Linked DNA regions of Homo sapiens: region 1 is linked to region 2. The links are chromatin contacts, found by Hi-C in ENCODE. All regions are on one chromosome and are shown on one strand. The core of a region is the stretch at or near the end of the contact, and the rest is flanking DNA. Distances in the headings are between cores, read along the strand shown. Region 1 holds the start of TNFAIP8L1 (TNF alpha induced protein 8 like 1). Region 2 holds the start of SAFB (scaffold attachment factor B).

Region 1 (4,206 bases), core at 168-2,667, 980 kb before region 2:
CAAGCGATTCCCCTGCCTCAGCCTCCTGAGTAGCTGGGATTACAGGCATGTGCCACCACACCCGGCTAATTTTTGTATTTTTAGTAGAGACGGGGTTCCACGATGTTGTCCAGGCTGGTCTCAAACTCCTGACCTCAGGTGATCCGCCCACCTCGGCCTCCCAAAGTGCTGGGATTACAGGGGTGAGCCACCGGGCCCAGCCAATGAGATATTTAACTTACTTTTGCCTCCTGAGGCCTGTGCCTCGGTCTTCCTGAATCCCGTGTGCAGGTCAGGACACACAACAGGCCCTCAACAATTTGTTGTCTGGCTTCCTGGAGGAAGAAGCAGCGAGGTTGCTATGGGCTCCCTAGGCCCTAGCTGCAACCGGGACCCAGAGTTGGGCTGCAGGGCGGAAATGGTGCTGCAGGGGACCTGGGAGCAGCTCCAGGGCCTGGTTCCCAGGACTCACAGCTGCATCCTCCCCGGGGGACCCCAGCTGGCGCTGCGCAGCCGGGAGGCTCCTGTGTGTCCTGCAGGCTCATTCCTACGGAAATCGAGGCTGGACCTGGGGATCCTCTGATGAGGTCTCCAGGAGCCCTCCACCTCACCCCAAAGATTCATCTATAGCCCCACAACCCTGGGTTAGATTCATCCCTTCTTGTGGCACAGAACTCTGTATTTTTAAAATTTTAACTTATTTTGATCTTCTTCTTTTTCTTTCTTTCTTTTTTTTTTTTTTTTTGTAGAGACAGGGTCTCCCTAGGTTGCCCAGGCTGGTTTCAAACTCCTGGGCTCAAGGGATCCTCCTGCCTTGGCCTCCCAAAGTGCTGGGATTCCAGGCGTGAGGCACCACACCTAGTTGGAATCTGCATTTTAAAATGGACTCTCAGATCTTTCTGACGCGAAGGGTTCCCCGAGGCCGTACTTTGAGAAACACGCTTCTGCCGAAATTCCTATTACCCAGGCGGGTAAACTAGCCCCAGAAGGAGGAAGGGGCCCGTGCAGAACCACGTGGTTGGTCTGTTTTGCCTTTTGGCTCTCTGGTCTCTTCCTGTTGGTGTCTCTGTGCCTCCCTCCCCAGGTTCTCTGTCTGTCTCGTACTCTTATCTCTTCCCTTTTCTGTGGCCGGCACCCCCACGACGGCCTCGCCCCCGCATCCGGGCCCCTTCGCGATTCCGGAGGAATCCCCCAGAGCCGCCTGACCCCGCCCCCAGGCTCCGCCCCTTCCCCCCACTTCCCCCCCGTCGCAGTGCCCTGCTCCCATTGGCCTTTTCGTACATTGCCCGCCCTGTCATTGGCTAATCCGGAGCGCTCGGCCCGCCCCCCAGGCCTGGCAACTCTCCGGTCCCTTCCGCGCGGGCGGGGCGAGTGGAGGGCGTGGCCTGCCGAGGGGCGAGGCGAGTGGAGGGCGGGGCCGCGCTGCCCGCCCCGCCCCGGCCCCGGCCCCGGCTCCGGCGCTGCTCCCACCGCCGCGGCAACGGCCCCGGCCCACGGAGGCGGCTGGACGGACCCCCGACGGTTGGACGTACGGACTCTGCTTCGAGAGTAGGTGAGCGAGCAGTGCCGGGGCGCCCCCCATTTCAGCGCATCTCGGGGGCCACCTGGCCGCCCTCTGTCTCTCCCGCCCCTTAATGCTTCTGCACCCCACCGCCTGTCCGTCTACATTCCTGCCTCAGTTTCCGTCTGTCTCTCTGTCACTCTCGCTGTATAGGTTAGGGGGAGACAGATTGAGTCTCAATTGCCCCCCTTGGCGTGGGGCTCTGCTCTGGGACCAGCACCCCCATCCCCCATGTGGACTCTAGTGGACTCTGCCCCCTTTAACTGTAGGGCCGCAGGTGCTCAGGCCAGATTCCAGAACCCTGAGGGCATTCCAGGCGGTGGGCAGCTGGGCCAGCCGTGCGGAGGTGGGCATGACTGTAGCTTCTAGCTAAACCAGGCATCGGTCCAGGCATCGGTGGCGGGGAGCCAGGCCTAGGCCAGCCCGGGCCCACCCAGACTGGCCCCTAATGAGCTCCCAAGTGGCCTGTGGGGACTTGGCCTCAGTTTTGCCAGCTGTGAACTGGGACCGTCGCTGCTAAGGTAATTGGCAGGTGATCTGAAGGACACCTGCCGCCTCCTGGCCTTTTCTGTGAAGTCGAACTAGGCCCATTTCCTGGGATGGGAAACTAAGGCCTAGAAAGAGGCCAATGCTTCCAATGTTTGTCCAGGGAAGTGGGGACAGAGGCAGGACAGAATCTGTTTTCTCTGCATCCTCACATTTCCCAGCACCTTCTCTATGGAGGGGGGAAGGGCTGGTGGAGGAGCAGCCCCAGGTGTAAACAGGCCGCCAGAGTTTATTTCCTGAGCCAGTCCCAGCTCAGCTGGAGGCGATGAACGCCTTGGGAGGCCCCAGGGGGGCCAGCCCAGTGGTGGCGGAGCTTGGACCAATCTAGGTTTGAGCTCTGCCACCCGCATGATATCTTGAACCAGTTTTTCAATTCTGCGGAGCCTCAGTTTCCTCATCTGTAAAACAGGAGTGGGTCGTAACTCCCCAAGTTGAGGGCTGCTGGGGGATCAGATGCAGGAATACAGGCCCTGCTCATAACCTGCCTGACTCTCGCTGTGGCTCTGCCCCAGTCACACTGGCCTCCTCCTGTTTCTCCAACACCCCAGGCGAGGTCCTCTCTCAGGGCCTTTGCATGGGCTGTGCCCTCTGCCACTACGGCAGGTCCGAGGGCGCCAACTTTGAAACATAACAAGCTCCCTGGATGGGCCGGACCCAGGACCTGCACAGGCAAGGGCTGGGAGGGGCAGAGGAGGGGCCGCTCAGGGACGCTGTACCTATGGAAACCGTGAACAAAGGGCTGTCTCCAGCCACACAAACACCTGGGTGAATCGGGCACTGGCCAGAGGCTGGAGCAGCCTGGGATACAGGTGGTGGGTGAGTGCCTGGACCCCTGCAGGGAATATGGGGCCGGGGGGGGGACTTGAACCCTGCTCCAATGGTGGGGTGGCTCTGCAGACGGGTGCAGGTCTGAGGCCCCGCGGTACGGCCCCTCCCACTGTGTGGCCTTGGACCGACGGTCAGGTGCCCCCAGAGCCTCAGTTTCCTCATCCCCGTTCCCCCAGGGGTCAGCCCAGGTGGGTGAGGGGTCTTTTGATTGCTTGACAATTCAGTATGGTGGGTTCCGGAGGCCTCAGTGTCCCTGTCTGTCCAATGGGGCCACGAAAGGGTGCCTTGAGGACAAAACTCCAGCCGTTGACAGGGGAACACTCCTCCCAGAGAGACGTCAACGCTAAAAAATGACTCACACTTGCCCAGGTACAGCTCAGGTGTTACAGACGGGGAGCAGGGCAAGGAGGCAGAGCGAGAGGCAGGAACGGCCCAGTTCCACAGCATGCCTGCCCCTTCCCAGCATCTCCCGACACCCCTCAGCAGATGACCTCCCTGGAATCACACCCGCTCGAGCTTTGACGCAGGGACCTCTGGCAGAGTTCTTGGGATCTTGTAAATCCCCAGCTTCTAGGCCTCAGTTTCCCCATCTGTCCAATGGGGCTGGTCATCTCCTTTTTCTTGTGGGGCTGAGATAACTGTGGGGAGGGAGGGTGCTTTGAGGGGTGGGGGAGATTCAACAAGATATTGTTAAAAGCCCGAGGAGGGGATTACAGGACACAGTACTTCTAGAAGCTTCCTAAGGCTTCGATCCTTCCCCTCTGGGGTGGGCTCTGGGAGAGACGAGACTTGAACCCCAAATGTGCCATTGACTAGGATGAGGAAAGGATTGCACTAGGTTAAAGGCTGGGTTCAAATTCTGATTCTGCCACATCACTGCTTTATAAACAGGCAAGCTCCTGACCCTCTGTGACTCAGTTTCCTTATAACCAAAAACTTGCAGGTCCATCTAGAGAATTTCCCAGCCTGGGCAACATGGTGAAACCCTGTCTCTACTTAAAACAAAGAAAAAAAAATTAGCCAGGTGTGGTGTCGCAGGCCTGTAGTCCCAGCCACTCTGGAGGCTGAGGTGGGAGGATCACCTGAGCCCAGGGAGGTTGAGGCTGCAGTGAGCCGAGCTCATGCCACTGCACTTCAGCCTGGGCGACAGGAGTGAAACCCTGTCTCAAAGAAAAAGAAGAGAATTGGCTGGGCGCCGTGGCTCACGCCTGTAATCCCAGCACTTTGGGAGGCTGAGGTGGCCGGATCACCTGAGGTCAGGAATTCGAGACCAGCCTGGCCAAGAGGGCAAA
Region 2 (3,923 bases), core at 108-2,607:
CTGCACTTGGCCCGGCCTCGGTGAAGGGCTGGCCACCGCTGGTGAGGAGGAACAGCAGCCAGCCTGGGGAGATTCAACAGGTCCCTCAGTGCCTGCCACCTGCCGGGTCCAGGACTGGGTACCCACAAGCTCCCTCCCTATGCTCAAGTTGTTTGTTCCAGTTGCGGAAACAGACAATTCCCAACCCCTTAATATTTTGCATTTAGCCCCTGCTTTCAGCGAGGTGCGACACAAACGCAGGATGAGCTGGCAAGGAGGTGGGGCAGCGCATTAGGAAGGGCGCTCAGGAAGGTGATGTCTCAGGCAGACCCAAAATGACAACAAGGGGCCGGCCACGAGAAGATCTGGGGGACCCGGGTGGACAGCTTCGTAAAGGCCAAAGCCCTGGGGCAAGAACAAGCACCGCCCCCTTTCCTGTAAATGCTCTGGAGTCCGCCAGACACCCATTCTCCGGAGGAGGAAACTGAGGCACAGAGAGAAAGGCACCTGCCCAAGGTCACAGAGCCAAGGCTCGATCGGGAGCCCCAGGAGGGGTCCCGGGGCCACCCTGGTAGCGGAGAAGACCGCACGCTGAGCGCGCTTGAGGAGAAAAGGTGGAAAGAGGATAGGAAGGGAGGCACAGAGAGGAGCGGTGACGGGCCAAGGTCACACAGCCGGCCCCCTGGGTGCCCGACACCTCGAACCGGGGTCGGCCAAGACGCGGGGCGAACCCAGGGCGCCCCGGGTCCGGGAGCCGCGGTGACAGGTGCAGGCGGGGGCGTGCCCGGGCCTCCTGCGCCACCCCCGAGCCCCGCGCCGCCTCACCTTCTTGAGCCGCTCCATCAGGACGCTCTTGTTGCCGCCCGTGTCCAGGTTCCGCTTCTTCAGCTCCGCCCGCAGATCGATCACCCGCAGCTCGCTGAGCCGCCTCGTCCCAGTCTCCGCAACGCCCGGGCCGAGAGAAGCCGTGCCAGGGCCCGAGTCGCCCGACCCGGGCAGAGTCTCCGCCATCGTCGCGTTCCCGTCTTCGCCACCGACTCAGTCGCACACCGCCGGCAGCTATAGCGGCTCTGAACACAAAATGGCGCCGCCTAAGAGGAAAACGCACTCGTTTCCTCCCGCCCCGCTTTGCGGCCGCGCACGCGCACGCGCACCGCCCCCACTAGCGTACTTAGCAGCAAGGACGCTCGCGCGTCCACCAACCGCGGGTTCCCCGGCACAACGCGCAAGCGCTGAATCTGCAGCTCGCATGCGTCCCGGCAGTTCCCGGCGGGAGGCTGACGAGACGCAACGCGTCTGCGCACATCCCCGCGTTGTTCTCACTGCGCATGTGCAGTTGCAACCGGGATACTAGAACCTACGCTTGGTGCGCCTGCGCAGAAGCGAGGCGCGCTGGGGCGACTGGAGCGGTTCCCTCGCAGGCGGCGCCATTTTGTGCTAGGAGCCTGATAAAACCGGCCCGGTTCTGTGGAAAGTGGGCGGCGGAGCCAGGGTCCCTGGAATGGCGGAGACTCTGTCAGGCCTAGGTGATTCTGGAGCGGCGGGCGCGGCGGCTCTGAGCTCCGCCTCGTCAGAGACCGGGACGCGGCGCCTCAGCGACCTGCGAGTGATCGATCTGCGGGCGGAGCTGAGGAAACGGAATGTGGACTCGAGCGGCAACAAGAGCGTTTTGATGGAGCGGCTGAAGAAGGTGGATTTGGGGCCCCGAGGGCGGGCACAGGGTGGGTCTGGGGTCCTCTTGGCCGCGACGGTGGCTCGCGGGCCCTGGCGTCCGCCCCCGGCCGCGTTCGCGGCCTCGCCGGACCTGGCGCTCTCGCGTCCCCCGGCTCCTCCGAGGCCCCGGAGAGAGTTCCTTGGCCGGCTGGGCCTGGGTTCAAATCCTAACGCCGCAATGGGGCCAGGAGAACCACAAAAACGGCACGCGTGCAGGAGAAACGGTGACGGGTGACATCGTCCACTGAGAGGAGGGTTCTCCCCTCGTCTCGTCCCCTCCTCCGTACCTGGAGGGGAGACCCTGAAACCCTCACTTCCCAGGCGAGGGGAAGGGACTCGGCCAAGGTCACACGGCCGAGGACGGGCAGCGTCGGGATTTGAACCCAGGCCCTGGGATTCCTGATTCGGCTGCTTGGTTTCCCCAGGGAAGATGCTTTGTGACCCACAGGGGACCGACCAGCCTGAATCGGGGCTGATTTACAAAGGAAACACCCGTAGGACATACTCAAAGGGAAAAATAGAAAAAAACCCACCACAATCCAGTTTTCACGGTTTGCCGGTACTCGCTCGGTGAAGTAACGTGGCAGGAAGGAAAAGTGGTGTTGACGGTAGTGATCAGAAATGTGAAATGAGGGGAGACCCCGGGTGGACTTTAAAACCAGCCTCAGAACTGCCCGGGAGGCGGGCAGAGCCTGGGCTCCCCCAGCTCCGTCAGTCTCTCTGGACTTGGGGACCCTGCCAGCTCTCGGTGGCCTGATCTTGGGCATAGGAGACCTTGAACCCCTTCTGAGTCCTCTTTTCTATTCTTTTTTTTTTTTTTTCTCCTGTAAGAAGCAAAAAAGCAATAGGACTTTGATTTGGGGATTAAATAAGTTTGCGTGGAGCAGGCTTGGCGTGCTGCCTGGCGCATGTAAACACTCGGTGTGTGGTTGCCATCACGATTCGCTTTTCCTCTCTGTGCCACCACGAGTCCTCATTTGCAGATCGGGGGCTCTAACGCCTCCCTTGGGGGATTCAAAGGGATCCCTAGGAAAAGCAGAGAGGCAAGTAAAGGTTAGCCACCTGCGGTTTCCTTATTCCTGTAGCTTTTTTTCTCTGCCTTTTTTCCACCTGGCTACTCTGGGACCTCTCCCCTGTAGTTGCTCCGCCTGGCCGCCCACCCCCCAGCCCCTGCAGGCAGTGGGGCTGTTGACACATCCCACCATCCTGACTCCGGAACTACGGAGATCACAGGGCTTTATTATTAATTGGTGATGAGAAGAAGTAGGGATTTTTTTTTTTTTTTTTTTCCTGATGAGAAACCCTGGGCTCAAGGGTGGATAGTTGTCTCGGCCAGAGTCACATGGGCCTTTTAAAAGCTCAAGCTTGTGTTTCTTTTCACTATGGATTCTCTTTACTCAGATAAGGCAGGAAGCCCACTGATCTACATATTTACCCAGAGAAAATGCAGAGAGTGGAGATTGGCGGCTGGTCAGGTGTGGTGCCCCGCCACCAGGGCCTCCCATCAGCTAAGCCAAATTAAGAGGCTTTATCCTTTTTTTCTCCCTGGACGGTCCATAGGCCTGAAAAGCTGCTGTGATCTTCCTGTCAAGCTGGTGACTGAGACTTCCCATCACTCGCTGTCATCTCTGAGAGCACAGATTTGTTCCTTCTTCCTTCTCCTTTTCATTTTCTTCAAGATGTGGTCCCAAAACACGAATACCGCCAGCCCATATCCCTGTCTGCCACTCACCCAAGCCAGTCTGGAGTTCCTGATCTCATTCTCTTCCCGTTTCTGTCATCCTGTTGGTGTCCCTTTCTTGGTTTATTTTTCCAGGAAGGGCAAAAGAACAAAAAGGGGAAACAGGACACCTGCCTAGGGCATTGCTTCTCTTCTCCTGGTGGTGTTTCAGAATTGCCTGTCCCCGGGAAAAGGGTGAGGGACTTGGTGATTGTACTTTTCCTTGATCCCAGGAAAGAACTTCAGTCCCTTTTCTGGCTTCTGAGAGGAGAGATTTTTGTTGCTGCTGGTAAAGATGAGATGTGGAACCCCCAGGCCCTATCTCAATTCAGACTTACCCACCTGGGAAACTTGGAGGCTTCCAAACCTCTGCAGATAAAACATAGTACATGAAATGATGTAAACAAAACTTGTGCTCATGGGACTGGAGAGTAAAGACTGGAAAAGTTATCAGTAAAACTTGACCTGAAGCTAAGTTTCTAGGGACGTCATCGTGATTGACGTGTTCGGT

The links. A loop is a pair of places that touch in the nucleus more often than their neighbours do. Pooled maps may share reads with other maps.
Region 1: a loop to region 2 is called in a pooled map, with 16 times the contacts of the local background. The contact joins the promoter of TNFAIP8L1 here to the promoter of SAFB in region 2. A Hi-C loop is called at or near these places in 8 of 50 pooled maps.

What each region holds. Positions count from the first base shown.
Region 1 is chr19:4,638,099-4,642,304 of GRCh38, forward strand. It overlaps TNFAIP8L1 (TNF alpha induced protein 8 like 1), which reads left to right and starts at 1,418. Exons shown (of 2, transcript NM_152362.3): 1 at 1,418-1,531. RefSeq lists silencers at 939-1,018, 1,079-1,518 and an enhancer at 1,419-2,418.
Region 2 is chr19:5,621,726-5,625,648 of GRCh38, forward strand. It overlaps SAFB (scaffold attachment factor B), which reads left to right and starts at 1,358. Exons shown (of 21, transcript NM_001201338.2): 1 at 1,358-1,669. The coding sequence starts at 1,481. It overlaps SAFB2 (scaffold attachment factor B2), which reads right to left and starts at 1,051. Exons shown (of 21, transcript NM_014649.3): 1 at 805-1,051. The coding sequence starts at 990. RefSeq lists enhancers at 1-322, 796-1,135, 1,056-1,788, 1,789-2,520 and silencers at 676-795, 1,766-1,815.